Regions from separate parts of the Homo sapiens genome. Here regions 1 and 2 are each linked to region 3. Evidence: chromatin loops called from intact Hi-C (ENCODE). Cell type or tissue: mammary epithelial cell. All regions are shown on one strand. Each heading gives the region's core, and the rest is flanking DNA. Links, peaks and the distances in the headings are about the cores only. Region 1 overlaps MIR4713HG (MIR4713 host gene). Region 2 overlaps AP4E1 (adaptor related protein complex 4 subunit epsilon 1). Region 3 overlaps MIR4713HG (MIR4713 host gene).

What was found. A loop is a pair of places that touch in the nucleus more often than their neighbours do. Peaks named below come from ENCODE experiments on the same cell type or tissue, not always from the same donor. Only the 100,000 strongest peaks of a DNase experiment are listed, where the experiment ranks them.
Region 1: a loop joins it to region 3, with 10 times the contacts of the local background. A loop is called at or near these places in 14 of 110 quality-filtered maps.
Region 2: it touches region 3 in a loop (13-fold over the local background); 2 of 110 quality-filtered maps call a loop at or near these places.

What each region holds. Positions count from the first base shown.
Region 1 is chr15:51,128,631-51,139,353 of GRCh38, reverse strand. All of the region lies in intron 1 of MIR4713HG (MIR4713 host gene), which reads right to left. Among named protein-coding and RNA genes, the nearest start is that of TNFAIP8L3, 39 kb to the right of the region's middle. In mammary epithelial cell, for the core only: a CTCF peak has its summit at 6,279 (motif pointing left); DNase peaks (open chromatin) are centred at 3,833 and 6,383; H3K27ac peaks cover 563 bases.
Region 2 is chr15:50,937,012-50,942,011 of GRCh38, reverse strand. AP4E1 (adaptor related protein complex 4 subunit epsilon 1) reads right to left here. Exons shown (of 21, transcript NM_007347.5): 9 at 448-570; 10 at 237-346. Among named protein-coding and RNA genes, the nearest start is that of AP4E1, 31 kb to the right of the region's middle. In mammary epithelial cell, for the core only: no CTCF peak of the experiment used is centred there; no DNase peak of the experiment used is centred there.
Region 3 is chr15:51,187,856-51,198,578 of GRCh38, reverse strand. All of the region lies in intron 1 of MIR4713HG (MIR4713 host gene), which reads right to left. Among named protein-coding and RNA genes, the nearest start is that of MIR4713, 49 kb to the left of the region's middle. In mammary epithelial cell, for the core only: a CTCF peak has its summit at 5,724 (motif pointing right); DNase peaks (open chromatin) are centred at 5,768 and 6,678; H3K27ac peaks cover 749 bases.

The DNA.
Region 1 (10,723 bases), core at 3,270-8,269, 60 kb after region 3:
ACCACTTTCCACCTACTAAGATGGCCATAGCCAAAAACATGGCTATTTTCCATGTTTCCAACAAGTGTTGTCGAGGATGTGGAAAACTGAAATTCTTGTGCATTACTGTGGGAATGTAAAATGGTGCAGCTGCTGTGGAAAACAGTTTGATAGTTCCTCAAAAAACTAAACAGAATTAGCACTTGACCTGCAATTTTACTCCTAGGTATATATGTACTCAAAGGAATTGAAAGCAGGGACTCAAATAGATACTTGTATGAGAATATTCATTGCAGCATTATTCACAATAGGCAAAAGATGGAACAACTCAGGTGTTCATCAGCAGGTGAGTGGATAAACAAAATCTGGCATATATATAGAATGGGATATTACTCAGCCATAAAAAGGAATGAAGTTCTGATTCATGTTACAACATGGATGAACTTTGAAACAATACGGTAAGTGAAAGAAGGCAGACACAAAAGGACAAATAATTGTATGATTCCACTTATATGAGATTCTTAGAATAAAAAATTTCATAGAGACAGAAAGTAGAATAGATGTTACCAGGAGTTGGAGAGAAGGGGACGTGGGGTATTATTGTTTAATGGTCAAAGAGTTTCTGCTTGGGATGATGAAAAGTTTTTGGAAATAGTGGTAATTGTTGTACAACAATGGGAATATAATTAATGCTACTGAATTGTACACTTAAAATAGTTAAAATGGAAAATTTTGCTATACATATTCTACCACAGTTTTTAAAAATTAATGTAATACATCAAAACCATTGAATTGTACATTTTAGATGGGTAAATGGTATGCTATGTGAATTATATCTTAATAAATGGTTTTTTAAAAAAAAGATAAGAAAATCCCCAACTGTTTGGAAATTGAGCAACACACATCTGAAATGAGGAGGCCAGTACAGATGCTCTCTAGGGTCCCTTCAAGGTCTGATGGTCTCCGTGTCTGACAGCCTCATCTGCCAAATTCCCACTTCATGCTGAGCAGTGTGGTCTTTACGGCAATCTTTTCCCTGCAGCTTCTGAAGCTAATGGGATTGTCGGCCTTTGCCTCATTCTTTCTAAGACAGAGAGAAAGAAATTCCTTAGGCAGAGTGAAACAAGCTCCTACTTGCTCTCCTTCCTCTCTTTGCCACCCAAGATTCTGCAGGGGACATTCATGTTCCCCAATAACCATTTTTCCCGTCTTAGAGATTGTGTCACATCACCAGGGAAACATCCACAGACCTTCCAGTTTCCTGGGAGGCCCTGTGAGACCAGTGACAGCAGCCATCCCATTTCTGAGGCTGCTTACAGGAGGGGAAGCAGCAGCGACCTGGAAAGTGATGCCTGGACTATGTACAGACTCCTCAGAAGATCCCAGAGTGACTGAGAGACCAGCAGGGTGGGGACCTCCTTCTCCCCTGAACTTCTGAGCTGGGCCACTTATGGCTGTCTTGTATGGGCTCCTGACACTAGCTAAAAGCTAAGTCATGTGCAGCTGGCATCCCTGATTGGAGGGGTAAGTAGAGTCTGACACAGACCAACTCCCAAACTGACAGGGGTTCTCTTCGGTCACCCTGTCCAGCCTTGCCACCTGCATATTTTCTGGAATAAATTGAATACTCCTTTACATTATGGTAAACATGACTGAAACATTTAACAGTCATCCAAACCTCATTTGTTCCACATACACTTATTAAGCTCCTACTACATGCCAAATACTCTGCTTGACACTGGTTACGAAGAGGGATCATAAGGATTCAAAGCTAAGAGAAATAAGCTTTAAGGTGTTAAGGAACATGTTTTCAGGGGTATCCACTGGGGCTATCCTACAGATGGGTCTGAAGCCCAGTATCTTCTTGAAATTAGAGCCTGGGCTATGGCCAATCCTGGAGTCTAGAGGGGCTCACATCTTATAGCTCCACAGGGAAAACCAAGGAGTGGCCTTCCCCCAACACTGCCCCCACACACAGGTTCCCTGCATCCTAAAATATAGGATGCAAACATTTTTGGAGACCTCATCAAAGCAGATATGTGGGTATGAAGGAATATGCATTTGGCAACAACAGGCAAAGACACTATTACCCACACACTCATGTTATTGGCATGTGACAGAGCCCCCTGGTCCTAGGGCTGTGCTGAAACCTGGAGAGGGCTCACGTGTCACTCTCAGGTGACACTGTACTTTCATTTTCATAAATGGGCAAAGTGAGCAGGAGATGTGGGTCCTGTGGGAGAATGAAGAAGGCTGGTCCTTAGAGGAATGGCTATAGGGACAGTGTGAGAAGAGGGTACAGGCAAGTCCAGGTGGCCTGGTTGGGATAAGCAGGAGGGACTTCTAGCCTCTGGAGGGCCTGCTGGGTGAGCCCCAGGCTTCCCTAAAGCAGCTTCAACGTCTGATGGCACTCGGGCTACCGACCCCATGCAGCACCCTTTCATGGTTCTCCACCTGAGCCCCTACTCCTCTAAGCCTCAGTGCACCTGTGTTCTGACCTCTGAGAAGGGGGCCTGCACAGATGAGAGTAAGGCTGACCTCCTAAGCTCTGCAGCCAGGCTGCCCTTCTGACCACACCAAGCTGACATGCAGCCCCGCCGCCTGGGTAAGTTGGCTGGCAGCCAGCTGAGAGCAAGCCCCAAGACATCACAGAATACAAGCAGGAGAGGTCACTCAGGCTGGGCACAGGGGCTCCTGACAGTAATCCCAGCACTTTGGGAGGCCGAGGCAGGAGGATCATTTGAATCCAGGAGTTCAGAGGGGAAGGGAACAGGCTCCAGGCCCCAACCCCAGCTTCAGCACAGACGAGCCAGTTGGCCATGGACAGTCATTTAACCATCTGACTCCAGTCCTTCATTCGTGAAATTGGGAACTAACGCCTGCCCACAGGCTCTGTGTGAAAATTAAATGCAAGTGAAGGTGGAGACCCGAACACTGCCTGGGTTCAACAAAATAAATTCCCTTTCTTGCCTCAGCTCTCCACAGCTCAACACTCTTTTTAGGAAGCAAAGATCACCTTTCCACTCTCATGCTGGATTTCTTACCTCAACACAATTCTCAAAGATTCCCTTGCGTGTCCAGTCAAGTAAAGTCCTCAGTAACTTTTCCTTGACTCAAACACCCTCAGGTCCCAAATCCCCCAGCTTAGCCCCTTCCAAGTTCAGGAAATCTGTGCTCATTAATGCAAGAGCCATTAACCCCTTGAAAGAGAACCTCAGAACCTCAGGACAATGGGAGAAAGTGCTGACAGGCAAGCTTGACGCAGCAGGTAGAAGATGGAACACATCGTTGACGGCTGCACAGCCCATGCCTTGGAGACAGCACATGGATATCTGCTGAGTCTCCTTCAAGGAGACCGTCATTACCCTCTTACATGAAGCTGGTATGATGTCATACCAAAGGAAGTGTAGGCCCACCGCAGACGTTGCACCACGACTTGGAACACCTATAGGATCATCACCCTTTGTGTTAGACTGAAGCAGTCCTTGAGGCAAGGATTCAAGTGCAAGTACTTTATTTGGGAGATGACCTCAGACAACATAGATAGGGGCATGGGGAAATAGGGAGGAGAAAGGGACAGGGAGGGGAAAGAAGTCAATAAGGGGCTTGTTATCAAGCAAGTTACAGTGGACAACTGAAGCTCAGAGTTATGCTAACCTAGGGGGTTAATTGGTTAGTTGGCTGGGGGCCGCCTCTAAGGGCAATAACTCTAAGGTGCTTCCAGATTGTTCCTTGTGTGGGCAGAGGGTGTTCCCATGGCCAGAAAGAAGCTCCAGGGCAGAGTCGCAGGTATTTGCAGTAGGCAGCCCTCAGGCATGTACAGTGAGCGTGGGGTGTGGGCAAGATGCCCACACTGTGGTCACCTTGCTGCATGTGCTCCCAGCTCAGTGTGCAGCCTTGGATTGGTGATCCAGCATCCCAAGATATGTGATGAGAAAAGCAAAAGCCTGGGTGGAATGCAGTCACAAGGTCTCTGGTACCTGGACAGTGTTTCACTTCCTGTGAATTAACTAATTCACATCATAGTTTAGCTTGTGAGTTTAATGATTAGATGAGGTTATCCAGAGCCCAATGAATAATGACTATTTATTAGCTGCTTAGCTATTTGAGGCTTTCAACCCATGTTGTGGTAAATCATCAGAACGCCTGAAAGGAAGATTTTGTTATTTCTAATTTAGAGATAGAAAAATTGAGAGTTAGAAATTAAATGAACTGGCCAAGCTCCCATAGCTACTAAGAAGAATACTCAGAATTCAAGTGTATGTGAAACAGGGATTTTTGTGAGATTCATACACTGCACTCTAACACCTCCTTGACTCCTGAGTACTCTGATGAATCAAACCTCTGAATGTGTGAAAATGGGGTGAGACTCTGGGCCCACAGTGACCCCAATCAGGTTGCAGATATCCTGTGAGGGACAGCCAGCAGTCAGCCCCAATTGCTCACACCTGTTTTCTGCTCACTCTCATCATACTAAAAACAAAATTCCCACCAGGTCCTCAGTAACTCCCCCAAACTCACCTGGGTCCTCAGTCTCAACAAGACCCTCTTCTCTGTGTTAAAGAAAATCATATTCTAACACTTGCTAAAACAATAAGGAAGACTTTATTCAGGACTATTGCAATGGAGTATTGCAATAGGTGTGAGAGATCAGGTTCAACTTCAAATTCAAGGACAAGTGGGATTGTCAGCCAAGAACAGAGTGAGAGGGTTAGTGGATATGGAAAGTTGCTAAGAGAAGACATCAAGGATAGGAGATTCTTGTGAAATCAACTTAACAGGATTCTTGCTAAACACAAACTAATGTGATCAGATATCAAGCATGGGGGATTCTCCCTAAACTGACTTGGCAGGATTCTTACTAAAACTTGACTGGGCAAGGACAGACACAGACAAAGAAGTCCAAGGTCAAGGCCCAGTTGAGAAGAGGCTCATAGGAGCCTCACTAAAGTCTGGTCAAAGGGAGAGTTTTTGTCACTTGCCACAAAGGTCCAGATAACAGTTATGAAGCCAGACACTGGGACTTGGTGTTCTGAGTCCTCAAAATACTCTGGAAGGCAAGGACCAGGATCATCATCTTTACCTCACCAATGAGGAACCAACAAGTTAAGTACCTTGCCCAAAGTCAGACTTCCAGCCAATAACAGAGCTGGGATTTGAACCCAGAAAGTCTGGCGTCAAACCCATAGTTTTACCCACCACATGACACAGCTTCTCATCTTGTTGATTCCTTAGTGGATTTCATGCTTAATTAATCTTCCCACCACAAATTTGGGGATGAAGCGACCCAAAGAGATGGGGCTATCATAATCCTGCTTTACAACAGACCATCTTTCACATCCTCACTAGTTACTTTGGGGCCTCTAAAGATAAGCCATTGTAATGGACGCTTCATAATGTGATTTGACCAACAAAAACATTGGTACACAAAAGAGGAAACCGGAGCAGATTTCTGCATTCATTTCTATTTTTATTGTGTTCTGCTTTTGTTTAATAATAAGGGGGAGGAGACTGGGCTCGATCACTCATCTGCAGCAAGAATTTTTTATTACCAGGGGCTGGAAAACAAAATGGGTTTTAATTTATTCCAATTTCATTTCAATTTTGCCAGTGGACATCTGTGCTTGCGAGCTTGGAAACCATAATACACGACTAATACTTTCCAATAATTTTCTTTTGATAATTCCTCTGACAGTGTGAAGAAAAGTGCCTGAACATGGATTAAATATCACATGACAACATTTTCCCAAATCTACGTGGCAAACTGCTACTTTTCTTTTTCTACAAAGATAATAGGAGGAAAAAAGCAATTTTTCAGAGCAGAAAGCAGCAGACAAGGTTCAGAGAACTAGAGTTCTTCTCCTGGCTCTGCTACCCACTATCCAGATGTGTGGCCTGGGGCGGGGGAATTCACCTCTCTGGGTTTCTGTTTCCACATTGGGAAATGAGATGCTTAGACTGTGTGATTCCCAAAGTCCCTCCCAGCTCTGAAATTTCCAGAGTCTCTGGTACAACATGGTGCCAAATGACCTTCATAGTGTCGGCATCATAGCTTTGGACGTACTTTGAGTTAACCTGGTTCACTGACTAACATAGAGAAGGAAATCTACAATTAATTGGGCACATATGCGAGCTCTTAAAAAAAAAGCAACAGTTTACATCAGGAATCTCAAATGGCAGGTGGCATAAGTGAGGGCATCAGGCTGAGCAAGGAAACATTAGGGAGCAGTGGGAACACTGCTGAACTGAGAGCTCACAGTGTCTCTGAAGGTGGCAGCTGCTCCTTTGCGCCATCCAGTGGCTTCCATGTGGCAATGCAGGCCCAGTGCAACCAGAAACTGATTTTTCAAGCAAAAATAGAAACCTAGATTTTTATGTTCTGTTTCCCAATTATTTAAACACTGTTGGGGCCAAAGAAAACATACTTAGGAGCCCTAGTTAGCAAATCTTGAGTCACATGCACTGGGTGTCTAACCCATTCTCTTTTCTCCGGGACCATCCTGTACTTCCTCTGTCCGGCAGAGCATTCATTTCTGTTTACTCATCTGTCTCCCTGCTGGACGCAGAGCATTTTGAGGGTCATGGGTTCTATGCCTGTCTTGAGCAGCAGATTGTTGGTAGTCAATGAAATAAAGGAATTTTACTATTTACAATGAACGCGTCACTGTATTAGTCTGCTCAGGCTGCCATAAAAAAATGGCATGGCTTAAACAACAGAAATTTACTTCTCACAGTTCTGGAGGCTGGAAAGTCCCAGATCAAGGTCCAACAGGGCTTAGTTTCTGGTGAGGGCTCTCTTCCTGGTTTACAGAGGGCTTCCTTCTCACTACATCTTCACATGGCCTTTCCTTGGTGTGTGCACACAGAGAGAGAGAGCTCTCTGTTGTCTCTTCTTACAAGGACAGTAATCCTATTGGATCAGGGTCCAACCCTTATGACCTCATTTAACATTAATTACCTCCTCAGAGACTCCATCTCCAAATGCAACTACACTGTGACCCAGGGCTTCAATATATGAATTTGAGGAAGACATAAACATTCAGTTGATAACACTCACCTAATGCCAACTCACAAGAATTTACCAAAAGCATGGGGGAGGAAAAGGACAAGAAGCTGGGTCTAGAGGTCAAGAGAGATGGGAGACTAGGGCCTCTCAAGCCCAGGCTTGCCCCAGCCCCTCTCCTCAAGAGACAGCCCCCACTTCTCACCTTGATGATGCTTCTTGCTCCTCCAATTGCCCACTGAGCTGAGCAACGGCTTTCACCAGGACTATGACCCTGATATTTCCAACAAGCTGATAAACACACAAAGCTGACCGGGCCACCCCTAGCATCCACAGGCATCATCTCCCTTCCTTGCAACAGGCCCAGGCAGGTGAAGTAACGGGTCCAAGGTCACATGGGTAGTGAGTGGCAGAGCCCAGATTCAACTCCTGCCCCACCCCTCAAGCATCACTGCTTTCCTCCCACCAACTTCTCCACCAGATGCCATCCCCAACCTAGAACTTTCAGATGCTAAGAGTTGGCACCTGAAGCCCAAACTAACTGATACCTCTTAGGAATCATTCCTCACGTTTCCCAGTCCCCTGCAGGAAGTGATTCATGAAGAGTGGCTTCTGGGCTCCCAGCAAGAACCCTCACTCAGAAATGGTTTTCTACCACTCTGCTATCCAATGCTTGAAATTCCATTTTTTGAACTTCCTAAGTCAAACCCCAGTGATGAAGCCTGGTTGCTATCAGAATCATTCAGGAAGCTTTTAATTTTTTTTATATCATGAAAAACTCACTGTTTTTCCATCTGTTTATATTTATTCTAAAATTTTAAACAATATATAAAGAGAAAAGGAAGAAAAAAATCACCTGAAATCCTACCCTGAGATTACCATTATTGATACATTGATGACCTAAATCCATGCATTTCATTATGAATATATATTTTATATATTCATATATAATATATATTTATATATGTATGTATTTTATATATATATATATATAATCCACAGGAATCATCTCCCTTCCTTGCAACAGGCCCAGCCAGGTGAAGTAACGGGTCCAAGGTCACATGGGTATATATATATATGTATATATATATATATATATACATATATATATATGTATATATATATATATATATATATATAGCTTTTATGATGTCTTATCACACAAGCTGTTTTTTTCATTGCTACCTCTTTAAAAACAGTATTGGTGGGAAGGCGACCTTGGTTACTGTCTTGTTCCTCCTCTGTTTCCTTTCATCCACACAACTTGGTCCAGGTCACCAGTGTTAACAACCTTCTCTACGCTTATCAACATACATAGATATATAGACAGATATAGACGAATGATGATGATGAAGATGATGATGACAAAAGTTTAAAAAGACAATAGAGATTACCCCTTGATGTATCATTTTCAAAAAAGGAATAATATACATTTCTCTGGCTCCTGATTTCCTCATTTAATAATATCTCATGGGAATACTTCTTAGTCACCTTTTTAAAAACTAAAATATTCCATAATGGTGATAATTACAATTCACTACATTATTCCCCTTTTGAAGGGAACTTTAGGTTCTATTTTTGTCACTATGCATAATGTTGCAATAACTATCTGAGGACCTATTTATCCATACATACTGCTTTTATTCCATCAGAGAGATTCCCTGGAATGGAATTGCCAGGTTGAAAGAACATGCATTTTTAATTTCAATTGCTAATGCCAGATGGCTTTCCACAATGTGGTAGCAATCTCCATTTCTACCAATAGTGCATAAGTAAACTCTCTCCTGCCTCCCACCAGTAGTAGGTGTTATCATCCTTTAACTTCTGTCAACCTGACAGGTGGAAATTGATAGCCCATTGTTACTTTTCTTGCATTTCCCTACCAATGAACTTGAGCATCTTTTAATGTTCATTCGTCATTTGAATTTGTGCTTCTGTTGAGAGGCCTGCCCTTATCCTTTGCCCATTTTCAATTGAATTTTTTTGCCTTTTTCTTATCAGTTTGTAAGATGTTAACTTTTGAGGGGTAGAGACTGGCTAGTGGTTGACCTAAACTGTTTCTTTGTCCTCATAGGAGCAGCCAGACCACATGTCCCAGCCTCTCTTGCGCTTGTGCATATCCATAGTCTCAGTTCTAGTCAGTGAAGCATGGGTGGAAGTGGAGTATTACCCTTCCAGGCCTGGCCCACAAAACTACCCACTTGTGAGCCTACCTACTAATTTCCCTTCCACAAGGATCTTGGAAGCCACATATTAAAGATGGCGGTGCACACAATAGAAAGAGCCCAGGTTCCTGAATCTCTGCCTGGAGGAGGGCTGCCTGCCAAACAGGATCACCCATCATGGACTTGATATGAGTGAGAAATTCAATTCTATTGTGCTAAACCATAGGGTGTAATGGGTTTATATGTACAACAGAGCCAATCTAACTAACACACCCACCACCTGCCATATGTGTTACAACTGTTTCCGCCAACTGTCATTTGTGTAATGACTGTGCTTGCAGTAAAATTTAAATTGTAAAATGTTTATATTTTCTTGTATGCCTGCATTTTATAGCCTCTATATTTTCCGTGTAAAATGGTTTCTGGGGAGCTGTTTACAAGTACAGATTCTAAGATCCACCCTAGAAAATTCTGCTGCAAGCAGTCTGGAGTGGAGCCAGGAAATCTCGATCTTATTAAAGCTCCCTGGGGTTATTCTGCTGCATCCCAGGATTGGAGAGTATTGCTTAGGATATTAAAGTGGCAGCCCCTGCCACAATGGAAGCAACTCTGGGAGTAACCTAACCTGCCTCCTAAAAGTAGATTCCTAGCGACACCTGGAAATAGCCTAAACTGAAGCTGGGTTAGCCCAGTATTGTGTGGGAGGTTCTGAGCCCATACCCAGTCTTCTCCACTTCCTCAGGTGTGCCCTGGGGTAAGTAACTTAATTTCTCTAGGCCTCCTTTCCCCTCTCCTACAAAATGGAAGTGATAATAATTCCTGCATTGTGATAGGAATACCTACCTAGCTTTCAGGGTCAAGGCAAAGATAAAGATACATGTAAAATATTTCATCCTAAACCTGGTGCATGGGACTGGCCCAAGAAATTATTAACTCAAGGATAATAACATAACCTTGAACTATTTAACTAAATATTACCTAAATATATATTAACCTAAAATACAACCTTGCCTAATTTACAATTTTGCCTGTGATAGCTCTGCTGGACGCCATCAGACACTAAGCCCTTTCACTTCAAAATGCAAATTATAGACATTCATTACATGAGATATATAGATACAGATACAGATAGATATATTTAAAGAGCAGTTAGCTTTACAAGCATAGGATAATTCCAGAACTTCTCTCAAAGCTTGCTTAGTTATCTGTCTTGTATTAACATTTTTGTGCATGCATGTGGGAGGTGTGGTGTGTTAGCGTGTGTGTCTGTGTGTGTGTGTAAATGCATAAGGACTATGAGCTCTCCAGATGAGGTTTGGATGCAGTGACATTGACTCATGAATAACTGCTCAGGGGGATTCCTGACTAATCCACAGAAAAGCAACTGCCAACATTAATTCAGGAAAATGAAGTGTATTGAGGGCCTACCCCGTGCCAGGCACTGTGTTAAAAGTATTATTTGCTCTCTCATTCAATCTTTAAATAAGCCCATAAAATTGTATGATACTGTTCCCAGTAACATGTTGTTCCTACAAGACGAGGAAACTGAGGCTCAGAAAGGCTAAGCTGCCCATAG
Region 2 (5,000 bases), core at 1-5,000, 250 kb after region 3:
CCAGGAGGTGGAAGTTGCAGTGAGTTGAGATCATGCCACTGCACTACAGCCTGGGTGACAGAGTGAGATTCTGTCTCAAAATAGAAAACAAAAAAAGGATTAAATACACCCAAAAGTTAAAATATACACACGAGCAAACATACACACTGCCCACCACTTTAATCTCTCTACACAATGCCAACAAAATTTTTAAAAATTTTAACACTTCACATATACTATTCAAAATACCAGTTTACCTCTCTTTTAATAATGGGATCAGGATGATCTAAACATTCAATTATTGTCATCTGGTGTTGAAGAGCCAGAGTAGGATCCTGTTGGATAACATAGGTAAGAGCCTTCAGTCCTAGAAACAAAGACACATTATACAAAGTGAATTGAAACAAATACACAGCAAATTTCAAAAGCTATCTCTGTAATTTCTGTCAAAAGAACCAATCATCTTACCTAAATATTTTAGATTTATTTTAGGTGACAGAACAAATTTTCCAATGCACTTGGCAGCCTTCTCAAGTAATTCCGATTTAGGATAAATAGAATAGACTGTATGCACACATTCAAACAAAATAGCTAGAAAAAGAAACATAAAAATGGCAGGTATCATGGTAAGGTATAACAAAACAATGTATTTGTGTAGAACTTGTAATAAAACTAATTGGAAAGTCCATTTTAGTCAGAAATCTTATTTATGGACTTTTCACAGAAACAAACGCTACTACTTTCAGGCTTACCCAGTTACTAGGATTAGGTTACCACAATACAATGTTCAAAAAATTATATTTACTGGTAATAATTATGCATTTATTAATGGAACAAGTATTTACTGAACACCTCCCATGTGCCAGGCATGGTTTCAGTACTATGAATATAGCAGTGAACAAAACAGATGGAAAAAAACATCCTGCCCTCAAGGAGTTCACATTCTAATGGAAACATCAATAACAGATTCATTATTCCTATATAAAAAGATATTTCCCACGTTCCTTTAATGCTTTAAAATGGTTTATTCTCAAATAGTTTCGACCATTTACGTGCCAAAATTGCGTATGTAGTTTATTTCAACATAATCATTTTATAGGATGATCCAGTATTTATTTCAAAGATACAGTCCCTACTCATAAATCTTCAAACTATTCTTTAAAATAACCTCAAAGCACATAAAATAATCTACTGGACATCTTGATAGCATTCAAATTTTATTTTCTGATACATTCGAAAGTCTCATCACTATGACAGATGATCAAAGTGAATGATCAAAATGGACACTAAAGTTTTTTTCAAATTATTTGAAAAAGCATGAGTCATGCGGTTGGAGCTTTGCCATGATAAAGAAAAATCACTGAAAGGACATTAAGTCTTATGTGTTCTATGGAATCATAGTATCAGAAGTGTGACACAGTGAAGGTACAGAATCAACACTTAAAAACTGTTCTAGTACAAGTTGAAGTATATCAAGTGTCCTGATACAATCACTCCTTCTCTATTTCCAAAAGCTTAAAATATAACCCGACATTCTCTTTATGTACAAAATATATTCTGAATATTCAGCTAGCTATGTTTTACACTATGTTGCCTATCGATTAATGCACAAATAAATTTTGTGGAAAAAACTTCTATAAACCTCTGTCTTTTTCTCAAATTTACAAGGAAAGAAAAGACAAAAAAAAATTTTAAACCTCTTCTATAACAGAGACAGAAAAAAAATCAGATATATTAATTTTTCTTTAAGAAAGGAACTGACTTTAAATGAAAACTACAGAGTAAGTTGGCTGAACCTAAAGAGACTTTGTATATTCAGATGCTATGCTATAAAATGTCTTTACTCTGTGCTGTGAAAAAAGTTCGCTTTATGATTCATGAACTAGACAAACTAAACAAAGAGAACCTTAGTCAATTGACTAATAAGATAAGGCAGGAATGGAGAAACTGCCACTAAATCCAGCCTTCAGCCTATTTTTAAAATGCCACTAAATCCAGCCTTCAGCCTATTTTTATAGGCCTGTGAACTAAAGAAAGATTTTTACATTTTTAAAAGGCTGTAAAAAACAAAACAAAAAGCAAAGGAGAATATGCGACAGAAACCTCCATGACCTGCAAAGCCTAAAATATTTACTATCTGGCCCTCTTTTCAGAAAAAGTTTGCTGAACTGTGAACTACCATGACAGTCCTAAGATTTCAAATGATGATATTCCATTTTCCAACATAACTGACACATTTTTCATTACGGCTTCCTACCATTAAGAACTCTCTTGCTATTAAATTGTTTTACTAACAAAAGCCTGCCATTACCCATCCAAAATTTAAACGTTTATATTCAGATGCTCATAAAGTTTCTGGGGTGCCAACATGGGAAAAAAAATAATAGTTCAAAAACAGCACTTATTTTTAGTTTCCTTAGGCATAATTGAGCTGAAAATGAATTAAATTGATTTTTAAATTATTTTCTCACCCAGAGCTAAGTCATTTTATTCTCCAACTCTACAAATATCTAAGTATAAGTTCATAATTGAAAGAGCAGCCACTCTGCTGTCTCCTCTCTGTGGTGGTGAAGTAAAATACAACTGAGAATTTCTTTTTTTTTTTTTGAGATGCAGTCTGCAACCTCCACCCCCCAGGTTCAAGTGATTCTCCTGCCTTGGCCTCCCAAGTAGCTGGCAGTACAAGCGTGCACCATCATGGCCAGCTAATTTTTGTATTTTTAGTAGAGACAGGGTTTCACCATGTTGGCCAGGCTGGTTTTGAACTCCTAACCTCAAGTGATCTGCCCAACTCAGCCTCCCAAAGTGCTGGGATTACAGGCATGAGCCACCTTGCCCGGCCACAACTGAGGGTTTCTAAACTTAAAAATACAACATGGAACTTGGTTACTCTTCAGTACTCTTGGTTACTCTCTTGGTACTAATTAAAATGCTATAAAGCATAAATTACTAAATTAAAAATTAATAATGTTCCACCATTTATGACACTGCAGTTTCATCATAGATATTTTGGGTTGGATTATGTATGCTCAAACAAAATGTGAAGTTCTTCTGACACCTTATCCCTCAGAATAGAGTTTACTCTCACTTTAATTAAGTTAAATAAGTATCTACTGACATTATTCTGGCAGGAGAGAGGAGGTATCACCCAATGGGAATGGAATCCAGGCTCTCTACTCTGTCTCCTTTGATACCTGGGGATGGAGAGGCTCCTGGTTATTGTTGGAGGGAGTATCAACTGATTCTACCCTGCCTGGGAGAGAGAGGGGTACCTCATTACTGCTTCCTTTGTGGCCTCCAGTGACACTATGAGGGAGTGGCCTCATTATCGCTGATCAGGAGTGGAAGTTCTGACTGTCCACCAGGCTTTCTCTAACACCCACGCCTCCGAACCCTGGCCACAAAGAGGGGAAAATTACCTCTTTACTCCCTACTTCCAGATGGGAAAAATCCAGACTTCCCAAGTCACCTCTGACAGCGTAAGGAAGGGGCCTTCCTTATCACCTGGCATCAATGAAATTCCAGCTGTCTCTTGGGCTTCTGTCACCACTCTAGTGGGGGGTTAGGGAGGGTGTGTTGGGGCATGTCATTATACCTGGTGATGATGGAAATCTTGGCTTTTTCCTCAGCCTTTGCTGGAGGGGATGGGTCCACAGTTTTTTCCTATGCTTGGAAGGAATAGAGGGGTTATCATCTAAAAGTTTTCTACCTTGCTAATTTCCCTTTTCTTCTTGGTCCTTTGGTGAGAGAGGGCAGGCTTTTCTGGGGGTGTTTTTGTCTGCGTCTGTTGGCATTTCCAGACTGCTGGCTCTTCAGTACCCAGTCTGGGGTACCCGAGGCAAAAAGAAAACCCAGGGTACACACCACCGTGTCTGTTTCTTTCCTTGTGTCCTGAGGTCTCTAACCAGCCTGACTTGTTCTCCACCTTCCTGAGTCTTATGTTTCTTATACATAGTATCCAAGGGTTTTAGGTGAAATTAGTGAGAAAAAAAACGGAAAAGTACTTCTATCTACCTACTTTTGATGGCTTTTGTCCCTTGTACTCCATTTTATATAATTTTCTCAATTTACTAATTTACTAAAAATGATATTCTCATGTTATCAGTACCTTATCCAAAAACCTTCCATACCTCCGGATTTACAAATCCAAACTCATTTGGCTGTTGTGACAGGTCCTCCACAATACCGCCCTTCCACTGCTCCCCACCATAAATTATCCTTTCAGACTGGTGAGACATTGTCTCTGAAACTGTTTTTAAATAGCCCCATGTCTACACCTTCTCTCATGTTCCCTCCACCTAAAAGCCCCTTCAATCTCCCTTCTGCCTATCTAAATCTTATCTACCTTTCAGGGTCCTATCACATCAGTAAATCCCTATCTGTGCCCTCAGGCCCTTAATGATCTCTACTTCCTCGGAACTCCTACAATACTTATTTCCCTGAACCATCCCTTCACATTCTGCCTTACACTGGTATTAAGCTTTCATGAACAAGTTATCTTTCCACTATATTGTGAATTTCTTAAAGACAAAGGTCATATATTATACTTCTTCATATCCTATACACCACTTTATACAATGCCTGGCACATAGCAGATATTCAATAGATGTCTTTAATGTAATTTATTTCTTGATTAGACACTAAATTGTAATAATAGAGCTTCCATAAAAATAAAATATAGAAAGTACTAATACTGAAACCCACTTAGATAACTGATAAAGTAAATAACTTCTTCTTCCTTTAATTCAATTAAAGCATATTACTCATTAACACAGTACCAGCTACTGAGATATGCTGGTTAATAAGAGAGACACAGTCCCTGCCCTTATGAAGCTTACAATTAAAATTAACATTCTTAAGCAGTAAAATACCTATATCAGGATTGCTAGCAAATACTCTACCACTGATATAATCAATGTAAGTTATAAGCTCTATCAATACAGATATAGAGAAAAGCATAACAATGAAAAGCTAAACAAAGGAAATGAAACAACAGGAACTATAAGGTTTCTGTAGCAAGG
Region 3 (10,723 bases), core at 2,868-7,867:
TGTACATTCACCTTGTTGTATACCACTCACAGCAGAACTTTTTCATCTTGCAAAACTAAAATTCTGTACCCAGCAAACATTTTCATTTTTCCTTCCTCCCAAACCCCTGACAACCACCATTCTATTTTCTGTCTCTATGAATTTCATGACTCCAGATACCTCACGTAAGTATAATCACATAGGATTTGTCCTTATTGGCTTATTTCACTTAGCACAATGTCCTCAAGTTTCATCCATGTTGTGACATGTGTCCAAATAGCCTTTCTTTTTAAGGCTGAATAATGTTTCATTGTATACATATACTACATTTTATTATCCATTGATCTGTCTATATGCACTTGGGCTATTGTGAATAATGCTGCTACAAACTTTCATGTACAAACATCTCTTCAAGTCCCTGCTTTCAGTTATTTTAGATATATAGCCAGAAGTGGAATTGCCAGATCATACACTAATTCTCTTTTTCATTTTTTTTTGAGGAACTACCATACTGTTTTCCATAATGGCTATACCAATTTATATTCCCACCAACAGTGCAATTTTCTGTTTGTTTTTGTTTTCTTAAATAGTAGCCAGCCTGATGGGTGTGAGGTGGTTGAAAATTGACTTTTTTCTTTTTTTAAGAGACGAGGGCTCGCTCTGACACCCAGTCTGGACTGCAGTGGTGCAGTCATAGTTCACTGCAGCCACAAACTCCTGGGCTCAAGCTATTCTCCCACCTCAGCCTCCCAAGTAGCTAGAAATACAGGTACGAGTCACCATGTCCAGCTAATTTAAAAAAAAATTGTACAGACAGTGTCTCCTGTTGCCCAGGCTGATCTAGATAGTGGTAGCTATGCCCAGCAGCCAGACTAGGCAAGAAGCTGGTGAGATGTCCCTGTTATAGCCAAACCCTTGCCTTCCTTAGCTGGACTCCTCAGACCTGGCTACACAGCCTGGCTTCTGTCTCTCTTGTCCAAACAACTGATCCTGTAGCCTCAACTTGGGCTTGAAAAGCTACTTCCCACAGCCACTGTCAGGACTCCATCTTTTACCCCACATCCTTTAAATGCTGGGGATTAACCACAGCTCTAAATAGTTTGTTGTCCCAGAAGCCAAGTTCATTTACATTTATTTTAAGTAAGAAATTCTTTATGAGTGGTGTACATATATTGTGTGGTTTCTTGGAAAATGCAATATGTCTGCAAAGTAATTTTGTTATCATCTGGCTAAAACCCTTTATTTGTTAACCCATGGTCTTAAATAACTTGTTTCAGTTCATATTACTGAGGTACCATTTATAGAGACAAAGTGGAGCCAACAGTTGAGGGTGTTTTGCTGTGATTGAGGGATGGATTAGGAAAGGTGCCCTGAACCTGGCCACAAATGCAGGTGCAGGTGCAAATGCATAGACCCTGGGAAGCACAGGGAAGATTATAAAGTGAGAGGAAGCCCTGTTTCAAGTGCCCAGCTCACACTCTTGCCCGTTCCTGTCTCTGGCCCCTCTGCCACTGGCTCTCCCCTCTCTACCCCCAGTTCCTAGATCTGTGATCTGTGCCTCCATCATCCCTTACCTCTCCTCCAGATTTGTCTCTTCCCATGGTTTAGACAGGGCAGCAGATGCGGAATGACCATGGTGGGGAAAATGGCTGGATGAAGCTGGAGGATGTGGGCTGAAGAAACTGGAGGGCATGTCACATAGGGAAAGCAGGTGAGAGGAAGAAAGTGGGTTACATGATGGGACAGAGGAGGGACAAGAAACTAAAGTAGATTCACACCAGGACCCTCTGAAGCATGTGTGCCAGAGACTTGGCATGTTGGCCAGAACTTCTAGACCACTGGATCGTCTGCACGACACAGACAAACCCATGGAAGCCAGATCCTAAACCACAGGGCTGCCCCAACATCAAAGGCAAAATGGCATTATTTAGGAGCCCAGTTATCCTTGGAGGTCTCAGCTAGATTTTGAAACATATATATAAAGTTTTCCAATTATTTGCTTCACATAATTTTTCACTGGCTGTCTTACCTACACCTGAATTGACATAGTATAATCCTAAAATTATGTTGTTAGTTTACACATATCTAAAAGATTCCACTACAATTCTTTCCGTAAGTCTCAAATGATTAAATGTAATCATTAATGTAATATGATCATTACATATCACTGTAATGATAAAGTTTATTAATGTGTATCAAAGGTTCCCACCAGCTACCCGGCCTCACATTCTTTCAGGAGGGTTGATTATTGTCTTCCCAGGGTGCTGGACATGGTACCTGGATGATATCTCTGTTGTAGTTAATCCTCTAATGCTTGGCTGGTATCTATAATTTTGGTGCTTTACAATAAAGAAACGTGTGTCCCTGTTCGCTATGCTGAGGAAGACTCCTATCTAAGGCTGTGTCTCCAGCTACCTGGGACTAGTGCTGCTCAGTTCCTATGCTGCAGCTACTGGTACCGCAAATCCCTCGCCGTGGTGCAATCACACTTGATCCACATGTGACCCACGTGTGAAATGAATTTTATTACATATGATTTCGGAGTTGAGCTAAGTGCGAGGTGTGATGTGGTATAGTGTTTAGGGGTTGTGACTCCTAAGAGGAAGGGGCAGGAACACAGGGCAGCTATGCCAAGGACACCCAGGGGACATGCAGGAACTTCGTCTTTGATTAAAAAAAAAAAAAGCGAGCCTGATCAGGACAGCAAGGACTCTTTTCAAATTGTGACCCAGGTGACTAAATGAATAGAGTCACAACTATGTGTGCCTTTGGAAACCCTCTGAGACAACCTCATCATGTAGTTGTAACTACACTGTGACTACACTTTAATTTCATCATAACTTTCACTGTCTTTAGCCGTGTTTGGGGTCCTTGATTACTTTAATAAAGGCAGTAGTAGCATGAAGCACACTGTGAACACAGGAAGTTAGGAAATCATTGGCTCACATGGAGCCTTTTAGGCCAGTGGCCTCTGCCGTGCACAGCCCAACACTATTTCTTATTCATCTCTCTTCAAAATTGTCCACTGAAGGCAATTCCAAAAAAAAAAAAAAAAAAAAAGCCATTCCAAAATTCTTCCAAGCAGTGGCAGCATCATTAGAATAACAGTATGATCCCTAAATTTAACGTAGAAGTTCTGGTATGTCTACTGAAAACCAATATTATTCCATTAAAATCACACTTCATTCAGGGGGTTAGGACTGTCTTTTCCTTCATATTTTCAGGGTGTTTCCAAACAAGAGGATCATTTTGAAGCCAGATTGCTAATGTACCTAAAACATTAAATATAATGTGAAATCCTTATTTTCTAATTTAAAAAATGTAATTCACTTTGTAGCTGAAATCAAAACAGAAACGGATGAAATGCAGTTATTAAAATTCAAAGCTGAAAATAAGTGGAAAATAGGAAAGATAGGTGATGAGTTGACTACTGTCCCATAAGAGACAGCCCCTGTTTGTGGCCATTTCTGGACATGTTTTTCTCAATAAAGTAACATGGATGTGGGCTTTTAGGGTGAGTAAAGTACAGTTTTATAAAAATTTTGTAATGTGCTAGTGTTCCCGTACTTTTTACTGTCTGGTATCCTAAGCATGAAGCATGTCCAAGTTTAAAGTAGGAAAACAATAGTCCTAGTGATGCCGAGAAACTCAATTATTCCTCAGAATGCCATGGTCATCTGCACACAAAATGTACCTTTAATGTGACTGTGTAATTTGTAAAGTTGACAAATAAAGTGCTATGAATACTCCTCTCCTCTTTGTGGAAACTGTCTATTTGTTAAAAATTGTTATCCCCACTGATGTCCTTCATCTCCAGAGAATACAGAAGTAAGAGTGGCTTAGACCAGGTCTTCTCAAAGTGTACCCATAGGCTGGGGCTAGTCTGCAAACTGTTTGAGGGTTCCTGGTGAGATAAACATAGATACAAAATCGGTGTCTAGAAAATTTACAGCAATTTGACAACAGCCACATCATTAAGCACATCACCAGAGGATTTGCCTCATGAAAAAGAGTAGAGGCTGGGCATGGTGGCTCACACCTCTAATCCCAGCACTTTGGGAGGCCAAGCCAGGGGTGGATCACTTGAGGTCAGGAGTTTGAGACCATCCTAGCCAACATGGTGAAGCCCCAACCCTACTAAAAGTACCAAAATTAGCTGGACTGGTGGCATATGCCTGTAATCCCAGTTACTTGGGAGGCTGAGGCAGGAGAATCGCTTGCACCTGGGAGGTGAAGGTTGTAGTGAGCTGAGATCACACCACTGCACTCTAGCCTGGGTGACAGAACAAGACTCTGTCGAAAAGAAAGAAAAAAGAAAAGAAAAGAGAGAGAGAGAGAGAGAGAGAAAGAAAGAAAGAAAGAAAGAGAAAGAAAGAAAGAGAGAGAGAAAGGGAAAGAAAGAGAAAAACAGAGAGAAAAGAAAGAAGGAAAGAAAGAGAAAGAAAGAAAGAAAGAAGGAGAAAGAAAGAAAGAAAAAGGGAAGGGAAGGAAGAGTAGAGACTAGTTTTGGTGGTCTTCATTTCATTTTCTAATAATTTATTTTTATCGCATTTTTTAAAGTGTCAGTCCCTATGGGTTGAAAACTAAGAAAAATAATTTGTCCTTCACCCCAGGAACCCTGCCTTAGGCTCTGCTGAGGCTGAATATATGTGTATATATGGGTGCCCCAAAATAAATACAAAAATTCTCTGGAAAGTCTTGTTTCTTTAGAAAACACCAGGGTTGAACATGAGGTCACATTAATAGCAATAGTCACGTACGGCTGGCTGTACCTCCCACCCCTGCTGGCACAGGAACTCCGACCCCTACAACATTTCCCTTGGGAATTTCTGGGCTCCTCAGGCATCCATTCCTGGACCACAACAACTTTATGTGCCTCCCCAGAGTTCCTCCGCTCCAGCTTTTCTGGGAACTTCAGCCATTTGCTCAACAGAAAGTGCCGGCAGCTCCCTTCCCCTCATTTCTTGATAGCTCTCGCTGTCTCAGCTGTCCTGGGTTTGGACTTGTCAGGAAGTGAGAGGCAAACTGGCCTCAAGACCAAGAAGCACAGGCTAGTTTCTTTCTGAACCATAAGATTCCCATTCTTAGTGAACAGGGCCTGGGGACCTCATACAAAGCTGGCTCAGGTTGGGGGTCAGGGTGGGCAGCTGGAGTTAGCAAGTTGTCTGGCCACAGGGGGATGCAGGTGAGCAGGGCTGGAGATGTGGTATGGGCACTGGGGAAGACCTTTGGGGAGAGAATGTGAGATCCAGCGAGGAGACCTGCTTAGAGGAATCTTTAAAGAGCTTACAGGTAGAGATTTCAGATCGAAGGACCATTAGACGTCATGTAGTCTAATGCCTCCTTTTACAAATTAGGACACAGCTTCAGACAGGATACCTGCCGCTGGAGTAGGTGACCCTTGGACAAGAACCCAGAGCCCCCTGAATGGTGTTCCAATGCTTTTAAAGATGATCTCTAATTCCCCACCGTCCTCCCCCAAGCCCCACTGTTTCCACCCCACATCCAGTGACTACACAAACTAGCTTTGCCAGGAGAGCAACCAATTTTAACCAGCCCATCCTAAGACATTCCTATATGTCAGAGCCCAGGTCCCAGTTTGGGGTTATGGCAATTCACCACTCCCCTACAATTACGGAAGCCCAAGCAGCAGCCGGGGTTTCACTCAGCCTCGCTCTCTTTTCCAGGGTGCTCTTGCAAGGAGTCGGGAGAGAGCCCTGCTATGCTCACATCCGCCAGCAGGGGGCAGATAGGGAAAAGGTTTACCGGCTTTGAAGCCGGGCAGCTCCCGGTAGAGGGGAGCCTGCCTGCCTTGGTTTCTAGCAGGGCTGCTCACTGAACTGGGCTGCCTGCCAGGGGCCAGCAGTAAAAAGCCAGTCAGGTTGGTATTACTGTCTGGTAAAATGAAAATACCCCTAAATGCTCATTTGCTCCATCATTTCAGATTCCCTAGTGGCTGGCTCCAATCCGGGCACTTGAGTTTACATCATAACCTGGTCGCTGAAGAGCTGTGACCTTGGGGAAGTTACTCTGTGGTTTCCACATTTGAAAAAGCGGAGAACCATAGTGCCCACCTACTGGGGTTGTTGGGTGAAACAAATTAGAAATTTCCTGCTATGTAGTAAGTACTCAATACATATTAGCCAGCAATAATACGTGATTTTACTTTTAACTCATCCTTTAAACAAGTATTTATTGAGCATCTACTATGCTTAAGGCCCTGACCCAAACAAGCGTTTAGAAGACAGAAAAATTAATAAGACGCTCCTTCAAAAATGTTACAATTATTTTCTATCATTTATCTATTATCAACACTGTAATCTCTTATTTCTTTGATTGCCCCTGTTATGAGGAAGCTCAGCACCAAAGCTGAAGGCCTATCTTTGCTGCTCTTTTGATCCTCAGGACCAGCGGCTCTACATGCTTCTTTTCTGTTGGTTCTCGTATTCCATTCTATTTTATTTATTAAGTCACTGCATACATCTCTTGCCTGACCTGCTCCATGCCGGGGTCTGGGCTTGCTGCCTTACTGATGGGAGTCAGAGCGGAGCACTTTGGGGAAAGGAAGGCCACTAACGGGTCTGGGCTTGCTGCCTTACTGATGGGAGTCAGAGCGGAGCACTTTGGGGAAAGGAAGTCCACTAACCCCCCTCCCCCACCTCCCCCCCAACCACCGGCAAAAAAAAAAAAAAAAAAAAAAAAAAAATATTTACAGGTAAGGAAGTGACTAACGAGGCCTGAGGGGATGAGAGACGGAGGAGAAACAGCAACAATGAAAACACCTCTGAGAAAGACAGGATCGGAGACTCTGGGGAAAGAAAGAAAACACAGTGAAAGTAAAGACCTTGCCAAGGGCCAGCCCATCATGCGGGCAGAGAAGAAAAGAAAGGGACAAAAGAAAGGGACGATGTGGAAGTGTGAGCTGAAAAGCACAGGTTCAGAAATAAGTTGCTTTTAGTATCCATTTCAGGAGCAGAGCAAGGGACAGCGAGGCCAACTAGCGATAGATTTCCCATCAAGAGACAGAGAAGGGCAGGGGGTAGAAATCACTGTTTCCGGAGTGGAAAAACACAACTGAGTGTCTGAAGGGAGAAAGTCACAGCGTCAGCTGGCTGGACAGCTGAGTGTCCAGGTTCACCGGCCAGCTCGGGCAGCTGCTTTCGTCCCCTCACCCCTGAGCCAGTCTGTAGCCAGGATGTAAATAAGTCACCTGCATATGTTAAAAATATAACAGGACAGCCACTGGCCTTGCTCAGCAATGTTGAAGAATCCTGCAGATGGAATGGTGCACTTCAAGGAAGAGAAAGTACAAAAGAAAAATTGCTGATTATGGCAAAGGAGATAACAGGCTGATTCATCTGTTAAGCCTGGGTCAAGAAAATGTCTTGGCCAAACAACTGACCACTTTTCTTTTAAAGACTAAGAAGACCCCATAAAAATGTGCACCTCTGTTGGCCAAAAGGTATGTGCTGGAACCATACATTGGAAACTGCCCCCAATGTCTGCCAATTGCAGAATGGGTGAATACATTGTATTTTGAGACAGCAATGAGAATGACAAACTTCAACTACATACAACAATGTGGCTGAATCTCACAGCAGAACGTTTTGGTTTCTGTGCCCCCTCCCAATAATAAAGCAAGTTTCAAATATATACATAAAATTGTTTCAACATTTCTTTACGCCATATAAACTTGCAGTTGTTTTGACTTCTTTGAACCAGTTGTAACATCTTACCAGTTCCCTCGTTCAACTAGGGAGTTAAATAAAATCTTTGATATGTGTTCATTGTACATTTCCATGAGAACCATGATTTTACTTATTTAAAAAGACTATCCTCTATCACATGGGAAGAGGTCAGGTTCAGATGCGTGGCCCCTGGGTTTCCTGAGGAAGGCCCCCTCTTCACTGTACCATGATCTGCTGGCAGGAGGCCCAGTGGACCTCATAGGGCAGGCGTGAGGCCAGGGCCCAGGTTGGCCTTGTCCTCCGCTTCCTGGCCAGGGTTGGCATGGACAGCGGAAGGCAGAGTGGATTTTGGAAGGAACTCTGCCTGGCCCAAAGGCAATAAACAGTGAGCAGGGAAGGATTGTGGCAAGGCCAGAGCTGCGGGCCCCATCATGGGCTGCCCAGGGGCTGAGGGACCAAACTGGATTGCTGGAATTTGGTGGTGCAAAAAAAGAAAACAATGTGGCTAACTGGGGAGGCGCAAACACAGGATCCTGAAGGACTGAGGTTTAGGTTCTTCTTTCCCTGTCCCATCACGCCTGTACAGGAATTTCTTTTAAGAGAAGAAGTAGCTAGTGATGGCAGTCGTAATGGCTGGCATTTATTAAGCATTTGTTCTTTGCCAGGCAGGATGCCCAGGGAGCAGCATGTCCTGTCATTTCATTCCTCATTTATCACATGCTAAAGGCAACCGTATGAGGGGGTGCATGTTACTGCCTCTTTCTAGCTGGGAAGTGACAAGGAGCTGGGATTTAAACCCAGGCTAAGCCAATCAGCCCCACTGTGTGTGGAGCAGGCTGAGAGGCCTGATCCTAGATGCTAGGATGTGAGGGTGGATCTGACGTGCTGGCAGGACCTCCAGGCAGCACTGTCCAGCCAGAAGTTGAAATGTAGGGCTGATGCTAAGGAGAGGTCAAATATGTTATTCATTTAGCATATATTAATAGAGGTTCTCCTAGGAAAGGGAACTAGGTCCCTTTTCTAGTTCTGTGGTCTGGGCAAATTAACAAATTCCCCAAGTTTCATTTCTTCCTCTTTAAAATGTCAGTGATACCACAGTACCTATTTCCTGGGTTGGGAAAGGGCAGTGTGAAAATTAAGTAAGGTGATATACGTGAGGCTCTTGGTACCACCTCTGCCCTGAACATGTGATAAATGGCAGCTATTTTCATTGTTATTGTCCACGAGAGACTGCAGCTTCTGGTGGAGGATGCATTGAGTAAGTGCTTGTGGCTCTTGGGTTTTTTGATCAACAGAGCACTATTCATCATTATTATTTTCCCATGACCTAAAAAACACATTGTAACCCTCCCAAGGTGAAGTATAGAACGAAACTAAAAATAAGTCAAGTTATCATTAATTTACCAAAGCAAAAAGTAAGTATTTTACAATTCTTAACCACAGGAACAAAGATGCATAAGGAATCTCTTTCTTTCTTTCTTTCTTTCTTTCTTTCTTTCTTTCTTTTTTTTTTTTTTTTTTTTTTTGAGACAGGGTCTCTCTCTGTCACCCAGGCTGGAATACAGTGGCATGATGTTGGCTCACTGCAACCTCCACCTCCTGGGCTCAAGCAATTCTCCCACCTCAGCCTCCTCAGTAGCTGGGACCAGCAGGCCCAGCTAATTTTGTATTTTTTGTAGAGGCAGGGTTTCTCTATGTTGACCAGGCTGGTTGTGAACTCCTGGGCTAAAGCAATCCGCCCACCTTGGCCTCCCAAAGTGCTGAGATTACAGGTGTGAGCCACCATGCCTGCACAGGAATTTCTTTTAAGAGAAGAAGTAGCTAGTGATGGCAGTCGTAATGGCTGGCATTTATTAAGCATTTGTTCTCTGCCAGGCAGGATGCCCAGGGAGCAGCGTGTCCTGTCGTTTCATTCCTCATTTATCACATGCTAAAGGCAACCACATGAGGGGGTGCATGTTACTGCGTCTTTCTAGTTGGGAAGTGACAAGGAGCTGGATTTAAACCCAGGCTAAGCCAATCAGCCCCACTGTGTGTGGAGGAGGCTGAGAGGCCTGATCCTAGATGCTAGGATGTGAGGGTGGATCTGACATGCTGGCAGGACCTCGGGCAGCACTGTCCAGCCAGAAGTTGAAATGTAGGACTGATGATAAGGAGAGGTCAGACATGTTATTCATTTAGCATATATTAATGGAGGGCCTATTATGTGTCAGGCACTGTTCTAGGCTGAATAAAACAGGCAAAAATCCCTGCTTCCATAGGGCTATAATTTCAGTGGAGCATTTAGATACTAAACATCATAAATAAGTAAAACATATAGTATGTTAGCTAGGGATAAGATTGGTAGAGAAAATTAGAGAGAGAAAGGATACAGAGAGCCAGGGGTGGGGGTAGAGTGTGCAAGTGTACTTAGGGTGGTCAGGGAAGGCCTCATTTAGGGGCATTTGTGTAAAACCTGAAGGAGGTGAGGGAATAAGCCATGCAGCTCTTTGGGAGAAGAACATTCTGGATGGCGGGAACAGCGGTGCAAAGGCCCTAAGGTGAGAGGACACTTGTCATGTTTGAGGAGCAACAGGAAGCCATTGTGGCTGGACCAAAGTGGATGAGGGCACGCATGTTAGAGACGTGTTGGAGAGAGGCAGGAGGTGCAGACCCAGAGGGGCCTTCTATGCTGAGTGACTCGAAGGTGGTCCTGAGCAGACCAAATACACGGGCTGGCTTAGGTAAAAGAACTATTCTGGTCACTTCATGGACAATGAAGTCTAGTGGGGCAGGGGTGACGCAGGAAATCACTCAGCAGCCACTTACAGTAGCTCAGACAGGAGACGGTGGTAGTTGGAACAGAATGGCAAGGGCTTCGGGAGAAGTAATGAGATTCTGGGATTTGGGAGTCTTCAGAAACCTTTGAGACTATCCTTTGAGGGGTATTCCAACATGTGGCCTGATCCCAATAACCTTTCTTGGAAAGCCCTCTCCTGGTGTCTCCAGGATAATGGAACACATTACCCATGAAAAAGAAGCCTTTCTGGCCCCTACCACGTGTCCGGGCACCGGGC